Regions from separate parts of the Mus musculus genome. Here all the other regions are linked to region 6. The links are chromatin loops, found by intact Hi-C in ENCODE. Cell type or tissue: left cerebral cortex. All regions are shown on one strand. Region 1 holds the start of Nrp1 (neuropilin 1). Region 2 overlaps Pard3 (par-3 family cell polarity regulator). Region 3 overlaps Pard3 (par-3 family cell polarity regulator). Region 4 overlaps Pard3 (par-3 family cell polarity regulator). Region 5 overlaps Pard3 (par-3 family cell polarity regulator). Region 6 holds the start of Gm32643 (a long non-coding RNA gene). Region 7 overlaps Nrp1 (neuropilin 1).

What was found. Peaks named below come from ENCODE experiments on the same cell type or tissue, not always from the same donor. Only the 100,000 strongest peaks of a DNase experiment are listed, where the experiment ranks them.
Region 1: a loop joins it to region 6, with 5 times the contacts of the local background. A loop is called at or near these places in 18 of 42 quality-filtered maps.
Region 2: a loop joins it to region 6, with 2.1 times the contacts of the local background. A loop is called at or near these places in 2 of 42 quality-filtered maps.
Region 3: it touches region 6 in a loop (4-fold over the local background); 12 of 42 quality-filtered maps call a loop at or near these places.
Region 4: it touches region 6 in a loop (3-fold over the local background); 13 of 42 quality-filtered maps call a loop at or near these places.
Region 5: a loop joins it to region 6, with 12 times the contacts of the local background. A loop is called at or near these places in 18 of 42 quality-filtered maps.
Region 7: a loop joins it to region 6, with 4 times the contacts of the local background. A loop is called at or near these places in 21 of 42 quality-filtered maps.

The regions. Positions count from the first base shown.
Region 1 is chr8:128,356,308-128,360,307 of GRCm38, forward strand. Nrp1 (neuropilin 1) reads left to right here and starts at 2,766. Exons shown (of 17, transcript NM_008737.2): 1 at 2,766-3,325. The coding sequence starts at 3,253. It overlaps A930035F09Rik (a long non-coding RNA gene), which reads right to left and starts at 1,930. Exons shown (of 3, transcript XR_879381.3): 1 at 1,074-1,930. It overlaps Mir1903 (microRNA 1903), which reads left to right and starts at 2,934; the gene lies at 2,934-3,013. In left cerebral cortex, CTCF peaks have their summits at 978, 1,900 and 3,287; DNase peaks (open chromatin) are centred at 18, 1,012, 1,811, 2,196 and 3 more places; H3K4me3 peaks cover 3,722 bases; H3K27ac peaks cover 3,691 bases.
Region 2 is chr8:127,607,316-127,611,315 of GRCm38, forward strand. Pard3 (par-3 family cell polarity regulator) reads left to right here. Exons shown (of 25, transcript NM_001309391.1): 25 at 3,117-4,000. The coding sequence ends at 3,459. Among named protein-coding and RNA genes, the nearest start is that of Gm32478, 21 kb to the right of the region's middle. In left cerebral cortex, no CTCF peak of the experiment used is centred here; DNase peaks (open chromatin) are centred at 1,470, 1,711, 2,276 and 3,019.
Region 3 is chr8:127,587,111-127,591,110 of GRCm38, forward strand. All of the region lies in intron 22 of Pard3 (par-3 family cell polarity regulator), which reads left to right. Among named protein-coding and RNA genes, the nearest start is that of Gm32478, 41 kb to the right of the region's middle. In left cerebral cortex, CTCF peaks have their summits at 1,414 (motif pointing left) and 2,371 (motif pointing right); DNase peaks (open chromatin) are centred at 1,379, 2,377 and 3,803.
Region 4 is chr8:127,329,862-127,333,861 of GRCm38, forward strand. All of the region lies in intron 5 of Pard3 (par-3 family cell polarity regulator), which reads left to right. Among named protein-coding and RNA genes, the nearest start is that of Gm9909, 120 kb to the right of the region's middle. In left cerebral cortex, a CTCF peak has its summit at 2,063 (motif pointing right); DNase peaks (open chromatin) are centred at 1,099 and 2,077.
Region 5 is chr8:127,189,645-127,193,644 of GRCm38, forward strand. All of the region lies in intron 2 of Pard3 (par-3 family cell polarity regulator), which reads left to right. Among named protein-coding and RNA genes, the nearest start is that of Pard3, 130 kb to the left of the region's middle. In left cerebral cortex, CTCF peaks have their summits at 883 (motif pointing right) and 1,874 (motif pointing right); DNase peaks (open chromatin) are centred at 910 and 1,921.
Region 6 is chr8:128,490,171-128,494,170 of GRCm38, forward strand. It overlaps Nrp1 (neuropilin 1), which reads left to right. Exons shown (of 17, transcript NM_008737.2): 13 at 2,857-2,994. It overlaps Gm32643 (a long non-coding RNA gene), which reads right to left and starts at 2,815. Exons shown (of 7, transcript XR_003947627.1): 1 at 1-2,815. In left cerebral cortex, a CTCF peak has its summit at 1,747 (motif pointing left); a DNase peak (open chromatin) is centred at 1,736.
Region 7 is chr8:128,361,757-128,365,756 of GRCm38, forward strand. Nrp1 (neuropilin 1) reads left to right here. Exons shown (of 17, transcript NM_008737.2): 2 at 1,463-1,637. Among named protein-coding and RNA genes, the nearest start is that of Mir1903, 4.5 kb to the left of the region's middle. In left cerebral cortex, a CTCF peak has its summit at 1,676 (motif pointing left); DNase peaks (open chromatin) are centred at 872 and 1,666; H3K4me3 peaks cover 2,109 bases.

The DNA.
Region 1 (4,000 bases), 130 kb before region 6:
CCCTGTCTCCTAGGCAGATCTGTGATATCAAGAAGAGGGATATGTGCACGAGACCAAAATAAAATCAAACTAGGAATACTGCCAAATTCTTCCTCTGTCTCACACTTGCTCTCCTATAAAGCCACTCTGTTTCCCTGGGTGGAGAAGTACAGGTATCTAAAATGGCCTGTCTCTCTTGATGGGATCCTATGGCACAGGAAAAGGTTGTTAACCAGAACGGTTAGCAGTATACCTACGCACTAGCTGGCAATTATTTATTAGAGTGGCTTGGCTCCATTTCTCAGACCCACTGTGGAAAAGAAAAAGTGTCTAGGAAAGCCTCAGTTCTGGAAAATGAGAAACAATAGCTTTAAGTATGTTTCCCCTAAAGTACACACAGGGCATGCCTTACAACCGAGAAAAGCTATCAAGAGAACTTAGGGGCTGAGCCAGAAAACTAGGAGTCTTTCACTGGTTCCCCAAGCTTCTTGTTTCTGGGTATGGGGAACTGTCCCTTCCAGGGCGCACCAGTTGATCACTCAAGTGTCCTAAGTGTGCCCCTTATCTCACCCGACCCAGGGCAGATTGGTTAAATACAGGCTTCAGCTTCGCCTGGGCTAGCCAGGCAAAGGGGTTCCTCTTCGGAAAGAGACAAGGATCTGGATCTCCACAATTTTGGCCTGGTTTCCCTCTTATGTCGACTCGCCAAGTCCGGCGAGGCGCCTGTCCGTTGGACTCCAGGACTAGGGTGGCGCGGGGTCACCCTGAATCTAAGGCTTGCCCAACATAGTTGGAATTGGCAAGGATGCGCCCGATGCCTGGCGCAGGGAGGCGGGGACACGCGCTCCGTGTGGCACATCGCCAGGGCTGCCGCCCCCCCCCCCCCCCCCCCCCCGCCGCCGCCACTCTCGTTCCCCTAGCTTTACCCTGGGCGCGGCTATCGCCTAGACCTTGCCTGCAGAGGGCCAACGGCCTCACGACTGCCCCTTCCGCTCGACTCAGGCGTTTGACTCCCGGCCTTCTGGCACGCCCAACCAACCCACCCGGAGTTCCAAAGGGTCGGAGAACCAAAGAGGAAGCTAGGGGCGACTAACCGGGGGCGCTCCGGGGCTGGCTCTCTGCACGCAGGGTTGGCGCTGCGGTGGGGCAGGGAGGGAGAGGCTGCGTTGGAGGCGGGGCTGGTAACCAGGGCCGGAAAGAAGGCTGGACTCTGGAGCCAGTGGGTCCTGCGCGGGAGCCCAGGAGGGAGATCCGCACAACGGACAAGCCTCAATTCAGCGCCCAGCCCAGACATCCAACGCAGAGTCCTGGCCTAGGGCACCAGTGTCCTGAGCGATCTTTCTCCCTGAATGACCCTAGTTTTTCAGCCAAAACCTTTGACCAGAGTCTCCTTGCCAGCATTCCCAAATCTTTGCAACCCCTTGTACCAGGTAGGAGTCAGTCTCTGTGGTGGCAGTATGTCTATAAATGCCACTTCCCAGAAGGCGTATGACCTTTTCACCTTACCCACCAGCTCCTTCGGAGGTCATTGAGCCCGGTATATGTACTTGATCAGAAGCCTCAACCAGTTTATGTCCCTGGGTGTCCTTGCTATTCATAAACCAAAGCCACCTGCTGCAGTTCTCGGAAAGCCCTCGAGGATGGAACCGGACTACATGGGGGAGGGGAGGCACTGGGCAGACACCAGGGACGCACCTCGTAAGTGGGTGGCGTATGAGGCTGGAGGATCAGTAGACACAATTGCCTGTAATCTAAACCTGGCACTAGGAGACCCTTGCAAAGATCATCCTGTCACCCTCACAAGGGGTCGTTGCCAGTCTTATCCTTCCCTCGGTGTGCACAGAAATGGGTCCCTCGACCCCTGATTCAGATTCTTGGAGTTCTACGTGGCTGGTCTGCGACTGTTGGCGGCTGCCCCCTAGCTGAAAGGCGCGCCACCATCCATCCTCCGAGCTCATGTAACCCCAAAGAAGAGGGGACCAAATCTCGGGGAACAATGCAGCCTGAAGCGTCAGGGGTGGGGATGGGGGTATCAGGTACCCATCCTCGCCTTTATGCACGGCGAGGAGACCTTGTTCCGCTGCAGCCAGGGTCCGTGCTCTAAGAAAGTCTGCCTATGCTTTACGTGGCAGACTGGGTCACAGTTCTCTAAGATCAACAGCGTGTCTCGCAGAACAACCAAGGCGTTCTTCTTTTAGTCTAAGTCCTACTCGGAGCGTCCTGGAGCGCCCGACTGCTTCCTGCCCCAAACCTCAGGCTGACACCCAGGAAGTGAAAGCGGGGACTGACAGCGCGATCCACGCCTCCGGGGGCGCCGGTACCTAGGGATTAGGAGTTCCGTGAAGTAGCAGCTAACCCCGGTCTCTCGGAACTCCTTGACTCCAGGATCCTCGCCTACACGAGCAGCCTAGTTCAGTTCTGGGGTGCAGAGATCTCGTCAAGGTAGACTAGCCTGCCACTGGGGCTGGTACCACTTGTACTGCCCCTTCTGACACACATACGTGACCTTGCGCTCTGGGCGCAGACAACCTGCTCCCTAGTGACCTTCTTCCCGCGGAGAGCACAGCAGGGTACCCGGAGGTGGGGTGGAGGGGGGAGCCCAGAGGACCAACCGGGAAAGCACGCGGAGAGAAACTTGTGTCTCTGAATCTCCAGCCAGGCAATCACTGGCAGAGCTGTGCGGGGAGGGGGCGGGAGGAAGGGAGGGAAGGGCTCTGGGAGGGAGGGGGAGGTCGGAGAGAGAGGCGGGTGCCAGTGGAGAAAGTCCTTGCTCTCCCGCTCATCTTTTCATTGCTCTCTCTCCTTCCCGCAGACAACCCGGACCTCCTCTGGGCGCCAGCTCCTCGGCTCCAACCCGTCCAGAATCAAGCGGGATTTTTTTTTTCTTTCCCTCTAGAAATTGGCTTTGGTGTGTCGCCCGCCCTCTCCCCTCCTCCTCGCAACTCCTCCCCTCTTTTTTTTCCTCCTTCTTCTTCTTCCTGAGACATGGCCCGGGCAGTGGCTCCTGGAAGAGGAACAAGTGTGGGAAAAGGGAGAGGAAATCGGAGCTAAATGACAGGATGCAGGCGACTTGAGACACAAAAAGAAAAGCGCTTCTCGCGAATTCAGGCATTGCCTCGCCGCTAGCCTTCCCCGCCAAGACCCGCTGAGGATTTTCTGGTTCTTAGGCGGACTTAAGAGCGTTTCGGATTGTTAAGATTATCGTTTGCTGGTTTTTCGTCCGCGCAATCGTGTTCTCCTGCGGCTGCCTGGGGACTGGCTTGGCGAAGGAGGATGGAGAGGGGGCTGCCGTTGCTGTGCGCCACGCTCGCCCTTGCCCTCGCCCTGGCGGGCGCTTTCCGCAGCGGTAAGTGACAGCCGGAGACGGGAGCAACCAGAGTGCCCGGGGCTGCCGAGTCCCCTCGGGCGAAGGGGTTCCAGCCCCAGCCACGGGACTTCCAGCCCCAGCCACGGGACGCGCGCACGGCTGCCGGGCGCAGGAAACTTGCCTGCGCAAGGAACGGAGAAGTCAGGGCGTCTGGGGCAGGAGGACCACAAACCCTCGGCCCCCTGCTCCAGTTGGTTGCTGGCTTCTCCTGCCTCTGTTTCGAGACAGAGCTGCCTACCTTCCCAGATCAGCACACCAATTATCTTAATAATGTTTCCTCCCAGAGGCAATTAAATGAGACTCCCTTTCAAAAATCTGATGGCTGCTGAGAGTTAATGAACACTTCACCGGGAGGACTTCCTGGTTCTCCTCAAAACACCCCTGCTCGGTTTCCTCTGGTGGGCGACACAGAGAGATAGCGGTCAGTCTTGGCGCTGGAACTCTCCGCTGCCTTTGTAAACCGTCTGTGATCAGTCTGAAGTATGAATGAAAGTCGCACTGTCAATAAAGGCTTTGGATCTATTCAGTGTGAGGTACCAGCGTGTCTGAGAATTCGTAACCCTGTTGCAGCTTCCAGTTGGCTTTTAAAACCACTCACTGTTAAGTAAATGAAAGGCAGTCCTGGGTATAAACAGTGCCTTGGAACATAAAGAG
Region 2 (4,000 bases), 880 kb before region 6:
TTCCCCTCTCTCTCCTTTTGCCTCCTTTCTTTTTCCTCTCTCCCCCTTTACCCCCTGTCATGTGTACAAGTAGGCACATGTTTATGTGTGTGCACTGGTGCACAGGCACATGTGTGTCCATGTCTATGGAGGCCAAAGGACAATCTCAGCTAATATTGGTCAGGCATCAGTTTTACTTCCTGAGACAAATGTCTCTCACTGGACCTAGAGATCATTGGTTAAGCTAGGATGGCTGGCCAGTGAGCCTCAAAGATCCTCCTGTCTCTAAGCACTGGGATTACAAATATGAACAGTCACATGTGGCTTTATACATAGGTTCTGGGAGATTTAACTCAGGTCTTCATGCTTGCAGAGTGAACACTTTGCCACTGAGCCATTTCCTCAGCCTTCGAAACAGGAAACACTGTCTGCCTCCTTTTCTTCCTTTCTTGCATTGGCTCATTGCTAATTCTTTCTTAATGAAGAACGTATGGACACCAATAGCTTCCTCACCAAAGAAAGTAAGAGAGGGGTGTGTGTGTGTGTATATATGTGTGTATGTATGTATATGAGAGTGAGTGTATGTGCGTGTATGTGAGAGAGTGTATGAGAGTATGTATGTGTATGAGAGTGAGTGTATATGATTGTGTGTATGAGAGTATGTATGTGTATGTGAGAGTGTATATGAGAGCATGTGTATTTGTGTGCATTGTGTATATATGAGAGTATGGGTGTGAGAGTGAGTATATGAGAACATGTGTGTGTATGTGTTCATATTCCCCATACCCTATTTCAAACCTCAGGAATTTCTTGCTTTATTTTGTGCTCACGTACTCATTAATCTGAAGCAAACTTGAGCTACAAAACAAGTTTCTCCTCCTACAGCATCTTCCCCTCCATCCCCAACAAACCACAGTGAATTTTCACAAATTTCAATGCAGAAAGAACCTGCATTCCTAGGGTGCCTGAAGCTTATCTTTCTATGCAGAGATCATGCAGGGTCAGGGAGGAAGGTAGCGAGCTTTAGTATCAGGAAGTCATGGATGAAGAGATGACATTTGTCACATCCCAGGCTTCACACTGACATTATCCATCTGTCACATCTCTGGTATGATTAGTCTACGATTTTTTTAAGTGAAGACAGTCAGTGCTTTAGGCAGAGGACCTTACTCTGTCCCATCTGAGGATTCTGCTGTGGCTCCCATGAGTAGAGCCAGGTGGGAGCCTCTGTTCTTCTCAATGGATCACAGAGCCGGTAGTGACAGTGAGAGTTTAGTTCCATCTGCAATGTCTTCCCATCTATAATTTCAGCCATGTAGAAAATGGGTGGGTTCTACCCTGGACCATTTTGCCAGCATTCCAGAATATTCGAATACTGCTCTCTCTGTTCCTATGGGAGACATAGTGGCCTCCCACGATCTCCTCATGAATGTGCAGTGTTGTGTGTGCTGATGCAGGAGGCTGATGCCAGCAGGCTCCACCTACTGCCGCCAGACGATTTTCTTGTTGATAAATGGAGCAATAATACATTTTCTTTATGACTGTCATCTCTCCTCCCCCTTCTGTTTTCAAGGAGGAAAAATAGGGCATGTCTTCCTTCCTGGCACAAAATTGTTCGGCTTTATCAAAGGCAATCTTATTGCAAATTCATAGAAGTATCTAGAGCCTTGATAGTAAATTAAAGATGTTTCAGAATTGTGTTTCCTGAAAACTGCAGCCAGCCCCTTTAAGAAGTAGTAGGAGGTGAAGTTTCTGTGCAGCCCCTTGCAGAAGTAGTAGGAGGTGAAGTTTCTGTGCAGCTTGCGTTTGCCTCTCTATCTTGGGGTGATAGGAAGTGAATTATATAAGCTGAGATGTGGGAAAAAATAGTGTTTCTAGACAGGAACTTGGGCAACCCTGACCTGTGTCAGTTACTAATATACAGGATTCCAGAGAGCCAAGCTGAAGATTGTAGGAACCTCCTGTTGCATCACTTTGTTTTGTTAATGATTTTGTTGTTGTTTTGAGACAGTCTCTTGTCACTCAGGCTGGTCTTGAACTTTACTATATAGTCGAGGATGACCTTGAACTTCTGAACCACCTGCCTCGGCTTCACAGACTCTGGAGTTATAGGCATGCAGTACAACCCCGGTTTATGTGGTTCTGGGGATGGAGCCCAGGCCTCCTGCATGCTAGGCCAGTGCTTCTGCAGCTGAGCTGGCCCAGCTCTCTGCCTGCTGTCCTTTCATTTTTGTCTGAGCTCGTACTGTAGTCTATCACATGAGCTGCCTTGTGACAGAGCGATGTCCCAGTCTTTGGAAGATGAAAGCGAGCAGCACGCACCATTTTCTAACATCCTGGCAGCAGCTAGATACACTGCTCGTGTGGGTAGCTTAGACCTGAACAATAACGCTGAAGTGAGCAGCGGTTAGTGCAAAGCTAGATGCTGCTGATACACATGTGTCTGTGCCCACACTGCAGGGGACCTGGTTGCCCTGAGCCAAACAGAGGGCACCTCAAGCTAGGAGGAGCACCTGTTCCTAAATATCTACTGAATCTGCTTCTGTCTTTTGTTCAGTTAGCACTGGTCACTTAGCTGAAACTTGGGACTGGCTGAGGATAATTAAGGTTTTTTTGTTTTGTTTTGTTCTGTTTGTTTTGTTGTGGTGTGGCTGCATGTTCAGTGTAGGTGCATCTGTGTGAGTACCCATGCATGGGTGTGCACGTGAAACCAGAGGGCACCCTCGAGTGTCATTCCTCAAGAACTATCTACCTTGGGTTTTTGTTTTGTTTGTTTGTTTGTTTGTTGTTTTTTAGGTAGGGTTTCTTGATGGTCTGGAGTTTGCCAAATAGGCTAGACAAGCCGTTCAGCAAGCCCTGTGGATCTTCTTGTCTCTCCTCCCTAGTGCTGGAATGTGTGCTATCTCATTCAGCTATTTGCATGGGTACTGTGGATCGAACTTAGATCATTATGCTTGGGCAACAACATGCTTTAGCAGCCCAGGTATTGGTATCTTCCCAAGCTCTGATAGTCAATTTTGAGAGCTCTAGCCCCTCACCATGATACCTGGTGGGTGCTCAGGTCATGATGATATTTGCTAAAGCCTGGAGATTCATCTCTCTCTCATCCCTGACTGACTTCTTTGCTTTATTGCTAGACAAAGCAGGAAGAATGCCAGCTCCATATCACAGGATTCCTGGGAACAGAACTACGCCCCTGGTGAAGGCTTCCAGAGTGCCAAGGAGAACCCCAGGTATTCCAGTTACCAGGGCTCAAGGAACGGCTATCTAGGCGGGCACGGCTTTAATGCCAGGGTCATGCTGGAGACCCAGGAGCTTCTCCGACAGGAACAGAGGCGGAAAGAGCAGCAGCTGAAGAAGCAGCCTCCAGCTGATGGAGTCAGAGGGCCCTTCCGGCAAGATGTGCCCCCTTCTCCATCTCAGGTGGCTAGGCTGAACAGACTGCAGACACCGGAGAAAGGGCGGCCCTTCTACTCCTGAGCTCAAAGAAGGATGGCAGCATTTTGTGTCATGCAATAAAGGACATTTACCCATGAAGACTTGTGCTGTTGGAGTTTTTTAAAAAAAAAAAAAACCTTCGGTGGTACTCCAGAACACTTCTGTTGCTGGTATCAGTGCCTTTAAGCAGCATGAGCAAAGAAATGGAAGGCCTTAATGTCTTTGCCACTGCGTCTATCTCGTGGAAGGACCCCCACCACCCCCTGACCCCAATATCAAGTTCAAGGCATCAACTACCTGCTTCTCTGCAGTACCGGAAACTTCAGCTCCATGCCTAAGATGCCTACGGACTTCACAGCTTCATCTTAGAGAGTGAACCCCCCCACCCGAGGCTGCAGATGTTGCTGACGCCCGCTCCCCCCGGAAGTGACTGCGGTGTGCACCAGAACTTTGCAGCAGGGTTACCCCTGTTCTCCCACTCGATCTGGGGTTCCCTTTATTTCCTCAGATCCTCGGAGCATGAAGGCTCTAGAGTGGTAGTGAAGAAACTAAGCCATACGCCAGTGCCGTTTGGTTGTGAGGG
Region 3 (4,000 bases), 900 kb before region 6:
GGACGCCCTATTCTTAGGTGGTCCTGTAAGTGTACTCTCACACATCCAACAGTGATGTCTAGAAACAAATGTGGGCCCTGTCCACACTTGAGGGTGAGTTTCAGAAAAGCAGAGCACACAAGGTGAGGGCTCTGGGAGCCACTTTAAAGGGTGAGCTTCACAAATGTTTGCTGGATAATGGTCTCTGCCACAAGCCTCTGGTGATGACTGTGAATAGGACTGAGGAAAAGATGTATGTATGCTTGTTCTGAGAGGCACTGTAACGGTGTTTTCGTTGAAGGACACCTTGGGGAGAACTAAGCACAAAGCTGGCCTGGAAAGTTAGGAAACACTTCAGGGAGGTGGAATTTGATTTCCTGGTAGAATTTTGAAAGCTGAAAAGAGAGAGTGGGGGAGAAAGAACTATCGGAACAAATGTATCCCGTACCATATTTAGCTACTTTCTTCTTCAGTATCAGATATAACCATCACTGTCTCCTTTGGGGACCAGGGAAGGCTGGCCACAATCCAGTTAAACCTATTGTCCACCTTTATAATGGTGTCCACATCTTTCTTCTGTGGGCATGGCCACAGTCGCCAAGGTAGTAATGCCTACTTAACAAATGCATGGCTGGCTTGCTGTCTGTTTGAATTTGGGGTCTCTGTGTTCTACCCTTGCTTCTAGGTTTTCAGAGTTCTGTTCCATAATTAAAAATGCAAATGCCACAGTAATTTTAGTCTGTAAAGAATTCATCAGTTGCATTAAGCATTCCTTTCCCTCTGCAAACTCTCTTTGTTCCTCTAAGGAGATGGGTCCAGAATTCAAGCTCACAAGAGAGTATGACTAGGTTCAATTTGTATTGGAAGGAGAAGGTGGACTAGTAGGCTGTAAGGATGAGACCCATTTCAGATATTTGGTACACTTTAGTAGCCACCAGGCATTCCTTTTGGATACCAGAATCTGTGGATGCCCAAGTTCCTTTTATAATGTTAAAGAATATTTGCATATAAAAATCTATGAACATATATGCCCGTATACTTTAAATCCTGTCTAGGTTTGTAACACCTGACACCCATGATCCCCATGTAAATTACCAGTATGCTTAATTATGTACAGACTCAGAATAACAACAGTTTAAAAGTTACTAATGAGCTGGTGAAATGGCTCAGTTGGTAAAGGTACTTGTTGCCAAGTACCTGAGCAGTGGAAGGAAAACGTTGGTCTCTCTAGCACCAAGAGGTTGCATTCTCGCAATTTTAATGAGTCGTTTGATAAAGCCCCAAACTTCTAAAAAGTTAAGGGGGCAGAGAGATTGCAAAGAGGTTAAGCACACCGACTTTTCTTCCTGAGAACCTGGGTTCAATTCCCAGGACCCACCTGTTGTCTCAACCTTCTGTTAATTCCAGTCCCAGGAGATCTGATGCCCTCCTGTGGCCTCTGTGGGCACTGCATATACGTGATGCAGTAGTATGCCTGCCTGTCAAACATCCATACATATAAAAACACATAGTAAAAATAAACAAAAAATTAACAGCTGATCTTAACAGCTTCCTTCCCACCCCCAATATTTTCTACACATGGCCTGCTGAGCCCCAGGAATAACTCTATCTCCAAACCCACTGCATCTGTCCCTCAGGACTGCCATTCAGAGATCAAGGGGCTGCAGTTGACATGGTAGAAATAAATGACTTAGGAAAGCAAACAGAAAACAGCAGTGCAGAATATAAAGTAGTGGTAGCTACTGACTGCCAACTGCCCTCTTGTGTTTGGCTTGTCTTGGATCAAAACAATACATTAAGTCAATGGTTAAATTTAAGGTAAAATAATATTTATAATTTCTGTTTTTCTGGGCGGTGGTGGCACACACCTTTCTGGTGGTTTTGGGTTTGTTGTTGTTGTTGTTGTTTTTCTTTTAAACCTTTATAGATTTGTTGTGACTTTCCCATCATGCAGTGCAGTCCTGCTCCTCTCCCTGTCCCTTTACACACACACACACACACACACACCACCACCACCACCACCATCAACAACAACATCAACAACAAAACAAAGCATAGAAGGCGTCTCATCGTGAAAGCTGTAGTGTGTCACAGTGTTCCTCACAGTGTACCTCTCTGCCTGCACATCTTCACTTGAGAGTGTTCATTGCTTGAGATACCCGGTTTCTGTGATACTATCAATATTGGACCCTCATCAGGACTCCTCCCCAATATCCTGTTGTTTCCCTGTGTGCTGGAGATCCTGTAGATTTAGAACAGCAGGGCTGGCCTTTTCATGGGTCTCAGCCTTCCACAGATGATACAGGTTTTGAGATGGGCCAATTCAGAGTCCTGGATCTGGGCCTGGGTGGTAGTTGAGCTGGTCAGCCTGCTGGCTCTACCTTATCTTCACCACCAGGGGGAGCGCTCCAGCACTGCTCCAGCTAGAGGTGTCACACACCTTTAATCTCAGCACTCAGGAGGCAGAGGTAGGCGATTTCAGAGTTCAAGGTCAGCCTGGTCTACAGAGTGAGTTCCAGGACAGTTGGGGTTACACCGAGAAACGCTGTCTGGAAAACCAAAATCAAACAAACAAAACAAAAGAAAGGAAGGAAGGAAGGAAGGAAAGAAAGAAAGAAAGAAAGAAAGAGTGAGCTAGGAATGGATAATTCAGTTGGTAAAGTTCTTACTGTGCACACACATAGGGAACTAAGTTTGATCTCCAGCACCCATGTTAAAACAAAACAAAACACTGGCAATGATAATCCCAATATAAAGAAATAGAGACAGGCAAATTCTGGGGCTTGCTGGCCAGCCAGTCTAGTCTAGTCAGTGAGCCCCAGGTCCTAGTTAGGTTCGGTCATATAAAGTAAGTTACCTGAGGGACAACATCCAAGTTGACTTCTGCCTTCCATGTGCATCTGTACATGTATCCATAGAAACATGAGAATACACATACATACTCACACACTGAAGGTAAATTGAAGAACATTCTCTGGCCTGTTGGAACCTAGAACCCCTCCCCTACCATCTTAGAGCCTACTTGTTGAATGTCTCCTGGGCCCTGCCCTGATTGGCTCAGTCTTCATAAACAGCACACTTACCATATTCTCCTAGATGGTCATTCTCAGACCAGTAAGTGGGGACAGGGACGGTTGTGCAACCTGTGCCCTCACCCTGTATACCAAGAGTATCAAGTTAGCAGGCCTGCAGAAGCTCCTCTTACACTTAGCACAAATAAATGTGTCAGCTGTCATAAGGGAGAAACACACACGGCCCACCAGGAAGCTCCAAGCCAGGTGTCCTGTTTCTAATGACCTCCAAGTCCCACTATACCATGCATCTATGATGGGCCAGAAGTCTGTAGGACAGGACCCAGAATACAGTAGAATAAAGCCTACATCATTATTGAACTAAAGCAAATTTTCAAATAGTACACACACACACACACATGCACACACACAAGCAGTCAAGCTACAGAAACCAGTATTGCAAGAGAAACTAAGTGTTAGCATTTGGACCAAAGTTGTCTTTTGTATGTTAGTAGAGAGCATGCTAAACCCCCATCATCTGTGTACAGATCCTCATGATATGGGGTCTCTGGAAATGCAATTTCTAGACTCCTCATTAAGACTTCTTTTGTCTCAGTCATCCTTTGAATCTACTTTGGTGCTGTTTTTATTTTATTCCTCACTGGGGTTGGGAAAATAGGAAGAAAAGAAACAGACCAGTTTTAAATTGGCACAAGCCTTAATCTAGGTTGATTGGGATGTGTAGGGATTAGTCACTGTTGCTAATGAATATTTAAATCTCCTTTGGCTTTCTTGGCAAAAGAGCTCATCAGAGTTTTCAAAGCCCAGATTTGAATGATTGGCCCATCACAGCCTGGCCTGAGAAACAAGTAAGCTGGTACAATAGTTCCCTCTCTTGAAGCCAGGTCTCACCTCCACACTGCCAATGGGTTTTCCCAAAGGGCGCTTGATGGCCTTCCCGTCCTCGGAAATCATCATCATCAATCATGAAAGCATCGCAGCCCACCTTC
Region 4 (4,000 bases), 1.2 Mb before region 6:
GAGAGAAGTGTGGTTATTTTTACTACATCCAGCTGAAGAGATTGGTGGGCTGGGACATTTGAATTTCTTTTCATACGGGGCAGTATTTTTTATCTTCTCTAAGCTAAGCACATACTAGTTCCTAATTTTGATGATTTAGTCTTTACAATGCTGGGTGATGGAGCAGCCCCAAAACACACACACACACATGCTTGTTTTCTTCAAGAGTTACAATTTCCAAGTTGAGAAATGAAACTGTAATGTTGATATTCATTAGTTGAGCCCTCTGGTAAACATGTTTCTTGTCCTGTCCAATGCTCTCGGTTCAAAGAAGAAACTCATTAACTGGCCCTTTGTGCTTTAACTTTTACCTAGACAGAAGTATGGTGTGATGGCACTGTCATCCCCCTTAGATGTCTTGATTTGCCTGTGGGTGCTCACTCTGCCCCTGTTCCTCTAAAGAAACAATGGCCTTTGGCGTGCCAAGGTCTTCACTTCCCTCCTGCTTGCCTTGTCAGTCATGTGGTTTCTCCCTTGCAAATCTCTTTGCTCCAGTCATTCCTTCAGTGGGTGTTTGTTCAACTGGAGCCCCCCTCCCCCCACAAGCCTTCCTCACGCAGGCTCTGCCCCTTAGAGTACAGAGGCTTGGTTCCTCTTTTGTCCCTTGACAGATCCTTCCCCTCAGGATGACATCTGTGTTTCTGCCCACCACCCTCCTCTTGGCCACGTTACCAAAGTGAGTTTGCCGTGGCTTCTCCCAGTGTCCACGTAGACACAGCCCAGACAGTCACCATGCTTTACCTATCCATAGCATCCAGAGGTAGTGAAGCTGACAACTAAGAATAGCCATCACATACATATAAATTTTATTCGAGATTTGTGCGGTTATACAATTGATACTTCTTGACAACACTGCTTGTTATATAGCACCTGCCTGTGACAGGGAAGACTGAAGACATGTTACAGAGGAAAGGCCTGAGGGCTGAAGAGAGACGGAAAGTCTGTCTGTGTGAAGCCGTGGTCCTGCTTTGAAAGTGATGGAGGACACTGCCTTTCTTATCTAAGTGTTGGCCTGTGCGCTTCCTTGGGGACAGCCTCCTAATTGAACTCGGATGTGAGAGCTAAGCAGCTTGCACCATCAGCTGCCCCTGCCGATCTCTGTGTGTCCTAATGAGCTCTGCTGATTGAGAGCTGGTCCTGTTTAATCCTGGGAGAGCCCAGGAGTCTGTCTGAGCTTTGCTGAGCTGCTGTGACCCAGTTAAGTGAGGTTCTTAAAAGGACATGGGGGGGGGGTGGGAGGAAAAATCCAAAAATGTTGATGTAAGTCCAAGACACCTGTCAATTTTGTTCTCAAGGAAACATTAAATTATTCTTCATGTCTACAACTAAGTAAATTCCCTGCTTCCTTTGCAAATGGTATTTGAACAAAATATTTGATTGTGTTGGATAATTTGTGGACATTAGAATTGGGCCTAACAGTAAGCACTCTGTAGTGAAAACATTGTGATTTTTCTGAGAGCTTTTTTTCTTTAGATCCAGGGGTTTCTTCATTCTCGCTAGACTGTAAATGTATTGTTCTATCATCTATGGCTGCGAGCTGGGAAAGTTTCACCTGTATAGGCATTTGTTTGCTTTTTTCCTCACTAGAGGGACAGTATGATTTTGTGTCCGTTTACAGAAATTGCATATACTATAAATTCTAGCACACCATCAATATGCTTGGCATAAGATTTAGACTCTTGTGATCATTTTATTTAGTCAACACCCACCCCTCCCCAAGAAACACTTCTAATTCATATAGATATTTGATATGAAAACCATGTTGTGATTTTGAAATTCTTTCCTGTCTGCCTATGCATCTGCCACATGTGTGTGGGTAGATGCATGCAGGGGTCAGAAGAGGGGATTATATCACTGGGAATGGAGTTCCAGGTGGTTATGAGTGAGCACTATTAATCACTGAGCCATTTCTCCAGACCCTTAAATTATTTTCTAATTAAAAAAAAGTTATTTAACTTTATTTAATGTGTTTGGATGTTTTCCTTGCACAAAGTTTATGTGCCATTTGCATGCAGTGCTCAACTAGGCCAGAAGAGGGCAGCAGAGTCCCTGGAACTGGAGTCCCTCCTTAGCTGTCATGTGGATCTGGGAATTGAAACCAGGTCATCCAGGAGGGCATCCAGAGCTTTTCACTGCAGAGCCATCTTTCTTCCCTTGGAGTTATTTTCTGATAGAAAGGAAATACTGTTCATTATGATATTCCACAGAAGTGTTAATTGAATTGATTCCGATGTAAAAATGATCCCACACCAATTGTTGTTGTTTTTGTTTCCTAAGTGTCCATTACACATGTAAGCTATTTGCAAGCCCTTCCTCTTCCCTGTGGAATACAGTACAACTTATGGACAGAGTAGGGCTAATACGGACACACTCTTGGTATTGCTGTTGTTTGTGGTGAGATTTCATGTATCACAGGTTGACTTCCAACTCACGGTATAGCTGACGATGACCTTGAACGTCTGCTAAAATACCAGTACCCATAACATTTTGTTATTTGTTCCCCTTTTAGTGTGTGTGTTGCATGTATATATGTATGTCTGTAAGTGATAGGTTTATTTCTCTGCTGCCAGTGAAATGAGCCAATTCAAGCCAGATTGCATCGTATTAAAGGCAGGTGTACTGGGAAGTTACTCCCTGGCAAGTTCACTGGCTCTAAGGATTGAAGCCAGGGGAGTCACCATAGGGAGAGGGGAAAGAGAGAAAGGACTTGTGTGCAGAGAGAGAAGAGGAGGAGGAGAAGGAGGAAGAAGAGAGAGAGAGAGAGAGAGAGAATATGAATCGCAAAATGTCTGAATTATATAGAGTAGCGCTTCTGGGGAAGGTCAGCCTAGACCCTGGGTGGGAAAGTTCAAGGCTGGGGCAGGGCATGCCAGGTAGGGACTGTAGGGACTGAGGGACACTAGGAGAACCTTGGAGGCCAGGTCTGCTTTGATAAAACTTGTACCTTAGTCCCTTGTCCAGGGTCTAAAACCATGCAGTATGAATGCATTTGTGTAGGTATGTGTGCACGTGTATATGGAAGTCAGAGATTGATGTTGTGTCTTCCTTTCTTGCACACTCCTACACACACACACACACACACACTTACTTTATTTTACCCAGGCAGATGCATACTCTCACTTAACCAAGAACTGTTGGATCTGACTAGTCTAGTTGGCCAATCTGTCCAATGCATGGATCCTCTGTCAGCCTCCTGAGTGCTGGAATTGCAAACAAGCCACCAGGACAGTTTGACTTTCATGTGGGTTCAGAGAATACAGCCAGAGTCTTCATGCACTTTGCCCACTGAATCATCTCCCCGGTTCCACTCTGATACTTTTTCACTTTTAAATGATCTCCTGTATCTCTGGGTGACCTCGCAGTGGCTGTGGCATCTTCTGGTCCACCATCACCTCTTAAAGGTGTTTTAAAGATGTAGGTGGATTTTTTTTTCACATATGATCAACTCATAGTTTGAAAGTTGGACATTACTCGTGGGTGTGGAAATACAAACATCTCTCCCAAAGACCCGTCTCCCTCCTTCCCACAGGAAGGCACAGTTGGAGGCCGTGTGTTCTTTCAAATGGTACCATGCCTTCAGGAGCAAGTAGAGGGTGGCTTGTCGTGTTGTTTTTTGAAATAATACCTCGTAGGTAGCTCTGGCTGGTCTTGAACTCAGAAAGATTGGCCTTTGAAACTCAGTACCATTTGAGAAATGTTAAATATTCAGAATTTGCATGCATCAAATCAGACTTTTTATGGAAGAACTTTTTCAACTTTGACTTTCGATCCTTCTTGTACTTAAATCTCAGTCATTGGACTTTCTTCTCTCTTGAATCTAGAGTTGTGCTAACTGTCCCTAAACCTTCTCCCCCTTGCTGTCTGTTTCCATATTTAAATCACATAGGCTTGACATTTTTATTCTTCTTTTTACTAGAATTGTTCTGTTTCTCTTCCCCCCCCTCCCACCTCTGCTTGTTAT
Region 5 (4,000 bases), 1.3 Mb before region 6:
AGAGCACAGAGGCCTTGTAGAAGATCTTTTGAGGATCCTTGTGTTCAGCCTGTGTAGCACTTTGCCTGTAGTCTCTGCATCTTGAAATGAACAGGTTTGCTCAGTTCCCTGGGATCCTCAACACCTGCTGGCACCTGCTTGCTTGTGTGTGATTTCTATACAAGAGGATTGTTAGAATGTACGTCTGCTCCTTAAAGAGAATTGTGAGAGTGTTTGTGGAGGGAATATCACAGCCTGTTGTCTTTTGTTTATATATGTGGTATGTGATGCCCATTGGAGGCAAACCATGTGCTTGATGCATTATTATTTATGTCCTTAAAATCCCCCATAGCAGCGCTCCTTTTTTGAGTGGTCAGGGTGAGGGAAGCTTGAATGTGGTTTTCACTGCCTCAGGTGTGGTCCCTTTTCTACTCTATTAGGAACAAGGTTTCTAGTGTGTGTGTTTTCTGTGTTTTGTTAAAGGAGTGGCACTCATAACACACACCCATTCCGGAGGCATGCTTCTGGCAGAATCTTCATCTATCTTCAGGCCTGGCCATTTTTAGTTCCAAAGATAAGAATTCCAGAGCAGAGAGAATCTGAGATATTATGCTAATGGTGTTCCGATCCTAGGTGTGGTTATAAACAGTCTTCAAAATGACTCAAGTCATGCATCTTTCCTGCTGCTCAGAACTGTGAAAGAAACCTTTATAAAGCATGTATATGGTAACAAGGGAAAGGATGTCTTTGGATGGTTCATAACTGATTTCTGAATCAAAGATAAACATCCTTAGAGCTCAGCTTCACACATGATTTTGTGGCTGTTGCCCGGAGGGAAGTGGCTGGGCAGTTTTGTGGTTTACCTGGAGATGGAAGTCCTTTGTTTTGCTGTTGGGGCATTTCCTTCATGATCCAGAAGAGGTCGCTGTATGCCTGTAGTTGAAGGCTATTGCTGGATGATAAGTGACCCACGTCTGCATACTTTCGGGACGGAGCTGGTCTGTTTTGTGAAGATAGATTTTATTTTAAGATGTTGTCATAGAGGTTTCTGTAAGTGTTCAAACAGCATTGTGAGGCGTCTTTGGAGAACCCAGGTTCCCGCTGCCTGCCTGTTCTGACTAGAAGAGACTGCTTCGAAAGCCCCTTGATACCTACCCTACTTGGTTCCTCCCCTACAGACTTGATTTGACTTTTACGAAGGAAATCTTGCCAGTGTGAACCTATGGGTTAATTTTGATTTTTGATGTGTAACCTCCAAAAGCAACTCAGGCTTGTTAAGTTTTATTTATTTCAGAAAATTTAGATATTTCTTTACGTGCTCTGAATCCTGGAGAAATGGCTGCTGTACCACCTCCTCTTTTTGCAGACAGGCTCTCGCTGTTTTTCCCACTTTGGCCTGAGATGTGCTGTGTTGGAGCCCAGGCTGGCCTTGAACTCGTGATCTTCCTACTCAGCCTCTCAAGGTGGGAGTTTGTGCCACTGTTGTGTGAATATGGCTGCATCTTAGAGCACACATCCTAGCTAGAGGGTCCACTCTCTCCCTGCCCACCCTCCACTGTGTCTTAGGAAGCATCACTCTGTCCTCATCACCTTAACAAATGTTACGTTCTGTAGACCTGCCCTTGCTAGTGTTCTCTTTTCTTAAAGCTGCAATTAATTTGTGTATATGTTTATACACGTGTGTGCTTGCTGATTTTACTCTGGATTTTTCTTACGTGGAGGTTTTGAAAGTGAGTAGACAGGTCTGTAGTGACATGCCAGCAGAGTTGTTTTATACCAATCGAATAACAGGGTACTACTAAATCTTTAGAGGTGATCTCTTCATCATTTCCCCCCATTCTGTTTAGCCTTTTCTCCTGGTCCTCCCCCCTTTCTGCTCTGCTTTGAGTTACCACTAGAGGGCAGCGCAACAACACATCATTCTGTGAGAGCCTCCTTGTTTCTCAGTTGGCAGGTGTGAGGGACACTTTTGAGAACAAAGCACATTATTACTGAACACCTAAAACCCAGTGGCAAAGCAGCACAGTGAATTCAAACACACGATATGGAAAATTCCCAGCATTCCCGTGGCAGGGCTCTGGGGTAAGGCTTCACACACAGGGCCACTTGCAATCAAGAATGACACTTGTGGGTGGAACGAGCCTTAATGCTAGTGGGTACTGTCATTGTACAACTTCAAAATGCGTGTCAGGCCTTTGATAGTGATGGTTTTTTTTTTTTTTTTTTACTTCGTTTTAAAATCCACCCTTTGACTTGTTTCAAGATGTCAAGATAGGAAGAGTTAGCCAAGAAAAAGCCTGTGCATAGCTGGCTTCATCTTTGCCTTAGAAAAGAATGAGAAAGGAATTCAAATAAAAGATATGTCGATTAATTTATGGGTCTCGTGAGAAGCCGTGCTCACGGAGCCCTGTCCAGCAGGGTTGTTTTACTTACCGTTCTCTGGAGACAAAGCAGTCACAAAATGAGGCCACTTACTATGTAAGCCATTGTAGCTCTCTGCAAAGCACATGGGCACACTTTTAAGGTTATTTTGTATCAGTGGTGTGGAGCTTGCTTTGCCCACACCCTTGGTTTTCAGTACCATTATTCCCTCCTTACTTCCTCTATTGCTACATTTAGGGTTTTGAATGCTTAGCTTAGTAAGCAGTTGTCTCTATGTTGGTTTCTATGTTGGATGACAATAGAATTACTTTGTTCTTCCTGATTTTCACATATGACCGACTTTCCTCTGACTGCTGTGGACTCCTGTCTTGCACCTGTGTCCTGGGTTCTCCGCCACAGCACTGGGATCGCACCTGGTCCTGCTTCTACTTGTAGATCCTCCAGCACGCAGGCGAATTAACACAGACAAAGCCCATTATGAGGCAAACCATTTATTCTACTAATTGGTTGGCAATATTCATTTTAATGGGACCTGGCATGTTAACTTCAGCTGTGCTGACTGACTGACTGAGAGGCAGTGCGGGCCCGTTTGACCTTCAGTTGTCAGGCTCCTCCATGTCCAGTGGCTGCCCCGGTTAACTTATACTTATGGACTCTCACCACTGGCCCTCACAGACTGGGTGATGATATTTGGAAGACAGCCGCCAGCGCTGACTGAGAACTAGAACACTGTTGTGGTGGAGCTCAGCTGGGAGTTAGCGTGAGGCTGGGAGGTGGTGTTTGTGAGAGGCTTGCACAGGGTGGAAAGGAGAAGATGAAGTAGAGGTGTGTGTGGGAGAGGAGTAAGAGAATCCTTTTGTTCACTATAGGCTTACTCTTTACTAGAGCTCATCCTAACAGATTAAAAAGGCTCTTGATTCTCGTGAAGGCGGGTTGCGGCTTCTTTTAGTCTGTGAGGCTCTGAGTGTCTGTGGGGATGCAGACAAGTCTCCAGGTGATGAGTTGTTTCTGTCTACAGCCATGCCCTGTTCAGGAAAGAACACATTTGCCTCGAACGATCCTGTGCTTATCACTAAACAGTCATTTGTGGACCTTGTGACTACCCTCAGGAGTTTCCACTCCTGTGGGACCCGCACAGTCTTAATTTATTATTACAGGAGTTCATGGTGGTGGAGAGAAACTAGAAAAAAATATGTAAAGTGTTAAGTAAGTAGAGTGCCCTGAGCCACACCCATGAAGGGAAGAGACCATGTTTTGTTTGTTTGTTTTGTTTTTTTAACTTTGCTTTGTTTTGTTTTGTTTTGTTTTTTGTTTTGCATTTGTTTGGCGTTTGCTTCTCCATCCATCTACAATCTTCTGCACCCACATGAGCATTTTAAGCACACTGACCTGCAGATAGCTTCTTGCTAGATAGTGCTATTCTCTGCTATGTCTCAGATGTGTTTCTGTATCAGTGAATAGAGACCAATTCTTCTCAACAGTCTTAGTAATTAGTGAATAAGTACAGACCTCATTACTTGGTAATTCGTGGGTCATTTCTTACAACCCCCACTCTCCCGTTTCCGTTGTTGCTTTCAGGTTGTTTCCAGGGCTTATGTCATCCCATGATTTGGAGCCACCGTTGTCCCTTACCAGTTCT
Region 6 (4,000 bases):
CACACACATAGAGGAGAGAAATTTATCTTGAGGATTCTGATCAATACAAGAAACTCAGCAGGAATACAATATCCATATACTGCCTAGGTTGCTGTCATTAGAGGCATAAAAGGGTATTCATGCTTGGACAGACCCCTCTGTTTAATGCAGTTCTCTTTACAAAGGACTTTGACCCTCTGAGGGTCTTTCCACATCCTCACAGCAGCTCACAGTATGTTGGTGACTTATGATTGTGTGGGCTTCCATATCCCTCTTGCTTGGACTTTAGGACCAGCTGATAACCAAGCAGTGATCATACTAGATAGGAACCTCGACTTGAAAATTAAATCCTTGCTCACATCCTGTGCTTAATGACCCAACTGCAGGCAAGATCCTTTCAGCAGCACAGCTGGCATTTGCTCACAGAGGCCATAAATTTGTTTTAAGTTCAGAATATTGTTTCCTGCTATTTTTAAGAAGGGATTTAGTCCAATTATTACTATTGAATTTAATGAGAACTGTGCACAACTCCAGGGCCTGAGTAATAATTTAAAAGCTTAGCCATCAGGGTCCCTGCATCTTCATATCTTTCCTCTACTCAACTTTCTTCTCTTCTTTCTCTGTCTTTTTCTTCTTCTTTCCTGATCCTTATGCAGCTTTTTGGCTTTTTGTTTTTTGTTTGTTTTTGGTTTTATTTGTTTGTTTTTCCCTCTACAAATGTCTGTTGATACTTTGGATGATTGGTCACCTTCATATCCAAGGTGAATTGTCAGCACTGAATTCTACAATCCAGATCCCAGCCCCACTGAAATGCATTGATTTGTTTTTTTTTTAATTTTTTGGCCATTTCTAAAATGCTAAGTTCATATGCTTTACAATGTCATCAGAATGTTAGCCAACATAATGCACAGTGTGGTTTTCTGGGCCAGAGAGCAAATTTTATGTGTAAGCAAAGTAGATGGAACCACTTATGAAGCTTTTCTGCCCTTTTGCATATCGTACAAAGCAGACTGAAGAGAAAAAAATAAAAGTCAAAAACCTCACACTTTCACATCAACATTTCCTACCATGAGGTTACACAACAGTACATTCCGGGACAAGGATGTTGACTATGCCATCTGTGAAAGTCAGTTTTGCTGCCCAAGGGCAGTAACTTCAGGAGAGATTTTTGAGCCTCATGAAGTTCCACTTCATGCTTCAATATCTTACACATGAAAACTCCCTCTCCTTTGACACTCAAGCTGTCCTTTTGCACTAGCTGACTCTGTACAAATGCTCACATCATGTGACCAACTTCTCTTTTGGAACCAACTCTTCCCACCCTTTGAGAGGTCACATTACCTCCTGATTATAAGGACTTATATCCTACTTCCTTGTGATTATTCATAGAGCGAGTTCCTTCCAAAATCTGACAGTAGCACTTGAAAAAAAAATCCTTGGAAACCAAAACATGCATAGTAAATCATTCTTATCAATTTAATAAATCTTTCTATTAAAACCCCTCACACCATTGTTCAGTGGGGGGAGGGGCACTGGAAAGCCCTTGAAGAGCAACTGAAAGGACTTGAAGAACTTCATATCAAACACTTGGGCAAGTTAAAGAAATGCTAAAAAAAAAAAAAAAAAAAAAAGACGTGGTCTCTGTCTGACCCTAAGGCAGCCCATAATAGCATGCTTTCCTTTATTGTATGCAAGTCTTTTCAAGACTCCACTTCAGTTGGACAGACACCCATGATGTGGCTCTATCCAACTCAATACTGCCATCTCGTGGACTACTAATTTCAGGCTTGATCTGCCTGGGGACTGGACAAAGATCTCATCTTTGTGATTGTATTTAGCCTCTGCTGACTCCTCCCCAAACAAAACCCTATCACTGGTTCCTTTCTTCCTTCCTTCCTTCCTTCCTTCCTTCCTTCCTTCCTTCCTTCCTTCCTTCCTTTCTTCTTTTCTTTTCCTTCTTTCTTTCTTTCTTTCTTTCTTTCTTTCTTTCTTTCTTTCTTAATACTTCTGAACTCAAGACCCTTTCAAAGAACTGAGTTGAGTAAATGAAAGGCTTTCAGGTTAAGGATCAGTAAGGTCAGACGCCTTCCCGCAAATCCATTTATGTTTTCAGCTTCCAAAAGAAACATTTGGAAGATTTTAGAAAGTGTTGCTGAAAGAGTCGATGTTTAAATGAATTTGGGCTTTATGTGACCTCAAATTGAGGTTTTAAGTGCGGCGAACAATTGATATGCAAATTCAGAAATTCACCAAAAATAAAAAGAAATAAAAAGACTTAGTCTGAAATTAATTGACCTGATGGAAAGCACAGAAGAAAGAAAATAATCTCAGCAAAATGCTTCAGTCATTCCTTCCTGACACAAAGCTTGGGCCATCAGCTGGTGTGATGAGAAGTGAGACTCAGGGCTAGGCTTCCTGCCAACTTACATCCCAGCTTCAGACACTTGTAGCTAATCTCTAGTAAGATTTCTATCATTGATGCTTATCAATTTTTATGGTTCATCTTCAATAATATTATTGTTCGTATCGACTATTGTGCAACTAGGGAAAATACTTCTGATGTTTCATACACAAGCATCTTGGAAAGTAATCTTCCTGGAAATCTCACATAAACCCAATTTGATGAGCAATCCATAATCTTTCTAAAGGTGGACCCAAAACAGAAAGAAGAATGGTAATGCTAAATGTGATTTTGTAAACATTTTTGGCATGTTCATGCATCTGTTATTTTCTTGGTAATCTTGGGTTTGGTGGATTTTCCATAGCTTTAGAACAAATATGGAATTAAAATAAATGATGCCCATGAGAGTATTAATGGCCTTCCTGATCGTTGTGATTAATTCTTCCCTTATGTCTGTCTGTCCTTCCCCACTGAAGAGTTCCCGACATACGGTTTTAACTGCGAGTTTGGCTGGGGCTCTCACAAGACATTCTGCCACTGGGAGCATGACAGCCATGCACAGCTCAGGTGGAGTGTGCTGACCAGCAAGACAGGGCCGATTCAGGACCATACAGGTAAGAGTGCCACCATGGCTCCATGCTTGGCATATCTTTGGTTACCAGGGAAGTTTCCTGAAACCTATAACTTTATGGATGACAAGAAATACCAGTAGCATTCAATGATTTTTTTTTTTCTGGAATTGTCAAGGATTCTTTCCTTAATGGAAAGAGGCTTAGGACAAGAAGAGGAATTCTGATTGAGTCTGGCTATGGGTTGGCCTTCCTAAAAAACCAAGTGAGCAAGGAATGGGGGGAGGGGGTAACATGTGAGGTCAATATTAGATATATTCAGTGAACTTACACTCATTATATTTTTCCAAACTTTTACCAAGGATAACTTGAGCCATTTTTAGTAGTAGGGAGTAAAACAGCTTAAAACCAGACATGATACGTGCTGGCAGTCCTGGCACTCAGTAGGGACAAACAGGATCAGAAGTTCAAGGTCATCTTGGCTACACACTGAGTTCCAGACCAGCATGGGCTATGTGAGGCCCTGTCTCAGAAAAGGAATAACTGCACGGTGGACACGCTATGCATAGCCACATTCGTCAGTGATATCTGCATCCTAGACTCTGCACCAATGATCACCAGGCACAGTACATTATCCTGGTGCTTCTCTGATCCCCTGAAGTAAAGGGAGAACAGTGCGGGGTAAACTCTCTTACAGGAGACATCTCTCAACCTAGCCCATATTCTCCAGCTTCCATATTCCAGCTCTCAACCTGTACTTTCCTCCTACGAAGACTTACTGGACGGGAATAAGTACACACAACTAATTCAGTGTGTTCCTTCCCAACCTGATCCTGGATTCTTTACCCTACATGAGGTTCTTACACAGACAGACTTGCTACACACACCACCACCACCACCACAGCAACAACAACAACCAACCACCACCACACTCCTGAACTTTATTCAGTAGAGGTCTATCAAAAGACCCCTAAGTTGAATAATTGGGATCCTAAAGGACCCTCAAATTCTCACATGCCATCCCAGGGGGTGGCTGGCTTATGGGATGGGT
Region 7 (4,000 bases), 130 kb before region 6:
ATTAGCTGAGATTCTGAGCGTTGGTTGCAACATTAGTTCTTCTTGAAGACCTAAAGCTTTTAAAAACCAATGGGAAGCGAATCTGTAGGACCAACCCACTCCAATCTAAGAAACAGCCAGAAACATCTAGCAATTGGAGAAAACAACATAATTTATATTGTCTTCTTTTTAATTTATGGGAAATGACTTCTGTAATGCATGTAGCTTTATGCATTTTTGATGTGCACTTCATCTTTCATTTCCATTTGACCTGGTTTTCCTGTAATAAAATTCCTTAGATTTATAAATTCATGCTGAGAGCAAAGAATGCCATTCTCTTTCCACAGGGAATCTATTAGATGTAATATTAAAATCTATATATACCATTACTGGATGTTTGTGATTGATAGGCTTATACATTTCAATATTTCATACCTGTACTTCCTACATAGTTTATGCACCAAATTTTTATTGCCTAAAATTAAGCATCAATAAATGGGGTGGCATTTGCAGGCTGTGGCTCTCCTGTGCGAAACCCATAATAGAGAGTGACAGTAGCGATCTATGCTGAATTGTAAACCAGCCCAGAGTCTGGTTTATTTAGCTATTAGAGAGTCACTCCAGCATTTGAGGTTTTGTAGTGGTGGTGGTTTGTTTTTCAGTAAAGGTTGAAAACTGGAGAGCTTTTCTTTCCTGGGATGTGAAGACATAGCTCACCATCTGTGATACCCAGACCTCAGTGGCCGAGGCTTCCCCTAACATTTAGTAATTAGAATTAATGCTGTGTGGCTATTTATTTTTCTTTCTGCCCCATTGCTTTGATCTGGTCTCCAAGGCTGAACAACTTGGATAAGTAAAGCCGAGTTCTTTCTGCATCACCAGCTGCACTTTGTTCTCTGCTGATTTGAGTCTCAAAAGCAGAGATAACTCAAAATCACTTAGATTTACAGGCAGATAAAACAACAACAAAAGGAGGTTAGGCTTCAGGCCAATCAAAGTCCTGGAAGACAGTCCCCACTGGTCAATGACACTGACCAGGCTTATCATCAAAAAGCCACTTGCAAGGAGTGGCACAGCATCTTTTAGGCACCTTCCACTTAGAGCGGTTCCTTAATGTGATTACACTTCTTGGAAGATAATTAAGTCTAGCAGGAGCTCCCAGGGGGCTGTGTTAACATCAATTGAGGGGGTTTAATGTTTTTAATGCTAGAAGACCTCTTTCTTTGGAAGGAAGTTTGGGTGTGAGGGAAAAGCATCTCAGATCACAGTAGGCTTTCTGTGGATGTGGTGCTCCTGCAGATTAAAGAGTGTTCCTTAGTGGTGTGGTGTACTTTGTGTCTAGGGTCACACGGAGGGTTTATGGGGGACACTTTGGAGTTCTCTTAACTGACAGAATGTTTGCTAATTGTCAATACACATGTAAAGCTAGAAGACTCAACTGGTTGCAGGGAAGAGATCTGCTAACATGTCATTTTTGTTGCAGACAAATGTGGCGGGACCATAAAAATCGAAAACCCAGGGTACCTCACATCTCCCGGTTACCCTCATTCTTACCATCCAAGTGAGAAGTGTGAATGGCTAATCCAAGCTCCGGAACCCTACCAGAGAATCATGATCAACTTCAACCCACATTTCGATTTGGAGGACAGAGACTGCAAGTAAGTGAGGGAGTTTGAACAGGGCGCCATAGCACCATCTAGTGGTCATGAGTATCCGTGCTGAGAAAGTAAATGAGCGGGTCCGGATGAGCTCAATTGTGAGTGGTGTGGAAATGAAGTTACAAGTGGCTGAGTTCACCCAATATGTCAGGCTGTGTTTAAATGTTTGTCCTCCTTCTGTTGACACGTTTGGTTTGGGAAATCTTTTGTTAAGAAATGTGTGGTGTGTGGTTCTTTCTGGAAAGGGTTTTGAGAAAAGGCTTGTGTTTTCTTAAGTATTGTGGGTCACCAGTATACATGATCTGCAGATGGTGGAGTCGGGTGTTTTTTAAACAAATCTGTGGCGCATTTAATGATTTTTAGAAGATTTCTCATGGCTGGGGACTATAGCTCTGTGGCAGGAGCTACTCCAGCACTCTGATCTGAAAGATTGTATCGAGTTTGACATGAAAAAAGCAAGTGAATTAAAGGGTTTGTTATTATCGCTATTTTGTTTGGTTGGTTGATTGTTTGATAATTTGTTTGCAACAGGGTCTCACTATGTAGCCCCAGATGTCCTGGAACTCATTTTGTTGTTCTGGGTGGCTTTGATCTTAGAGATCCACCTGTCTCTGCCTCCCAAGTGCAGACATTTGCTAGTGTGCTGAGCTTAAGCAAGAGTTTCAAATATTAGGTTAATTGTGGACATGTTTATGAATATGACTTTTTAAAATGCATAAATGCAATGAGAATTTAGGTGTGTATCGGGTTAGAGTCAATCTGCCTTACCTGTCTGTCTCTTTCAACTTGAAGTTACTAAATATTGGTCTATGAAAAGTTTCATTATCCCAGTAACATTTTACTGTAGAGACCATCTAAATGATGCCCATACACTTTAAATGGAAATCCTGGTTGTAGATGTGGTATTTCTGCTTTTGCATTGTATGAGGTGGACTTCATAGCTCAATGCTCTCCACATCCAGGACAACCTCTTAGTGTCTTGCCCACATGATCCCATATGATTTCACTCTGAAGTACTTTAAGGGAGTTAGGTCTCCAGTTTGAGCTTGAATAGTAATCTTGATGAAGACATGGGCCAATTCTTACTTTGAACTTAGCCGTGTTGGAGACATTTTGAATGGTGAAAGCTGCTCTGTTTCATACTTTTATTCTTTTGTAGAGAACAGAGTGATATGAAAACATTCCCACATGCACAAAGGATTCAGAAATCTGTTGATTTTGTAGTGTGGTGACAACCAGATTTCCATAGTCAGGCTATCAAGATTTCTACTTTATTCAGCTTTATTCATTGTCTAGTGAATTAACAGAAACCTATAGACAGAGGATGCATCTGTGAATGATTGACATACAGGCCTGCATTCTGATTCCAGTTTATTCAAGTCCCAGCATTGGGTTGACTTTTATTTTGTCTCCCCTCCCCCCCTTTGGAAGCAGAGGACTGAACCCAGGGCTCTACCTTGGGCTAAATCCCCAACCGCTAGATTGTAGAATTAATAGTGTTCCAGTGCCTTCTAGAAAACAGGGCATTGTTTCAAATATGTTGTTGTTTGGAAGTTCTGGGGGTCAAATCTAGGGCTTCATGCATGCTAGGTAAGGGCTCCATCACTGAGCCACACCAGACTTATTAATATTCTTTGTAGTGATTATTATAGTGCTAATAGTGTAAATAACTTTGAAACTGTGTTGTTGTATATCTTTTTACATCTTGACAATCTGCTATAGGAGATATTTTCAAGAAACTCTGGCAACACATGCTTCCCTTCAAAATAAAGTATTCTTAGATTTCAATAAGCTCACATTTACCGATTTCTGACCAGGAAAGTATGACCAGGTAACTGTGTGACAGAATGAAGTCCTCTGAGTAGTCCTAGTCATCAGAGGTGGTGTGGTAACAAACATTCATCAGCCATGCTGAGGAGGAAGCAGATCAGGTCCTGGATTGGGATTTTGCTCATTTTCATGTCTCAATCGTTCCACCTGTGGACATTTTCCAACTTCTTGTGTGACATCACCTCATATACACTTGCAAAAAAAAAAAAAAAAAGGAGGAGGGGAATGTGTATACAGCAATGGTTCTGAGAGCTGGCGCATGCTGAGCCCAGGACATCATGCAGTAGAAGCTTGGGAGCAATGCTAACTGATAAACTCTATGTGTAGATAGTGCTTTTATGTCTCCTCCCCCACACAGTATGTACACTAACACATGCATACACAGGCTGCCTCAAGAAACTGATGGTGGAAAATGATGTATGGGAAACTTTACATAGTTATTTGTCATGATACAGGGTAGGATGTGACAGGAAAGGAGGACCACCTATTTTGTTCATTTCCTTCTTTAAAAAAAAAAAAAGACAATCAGGGGC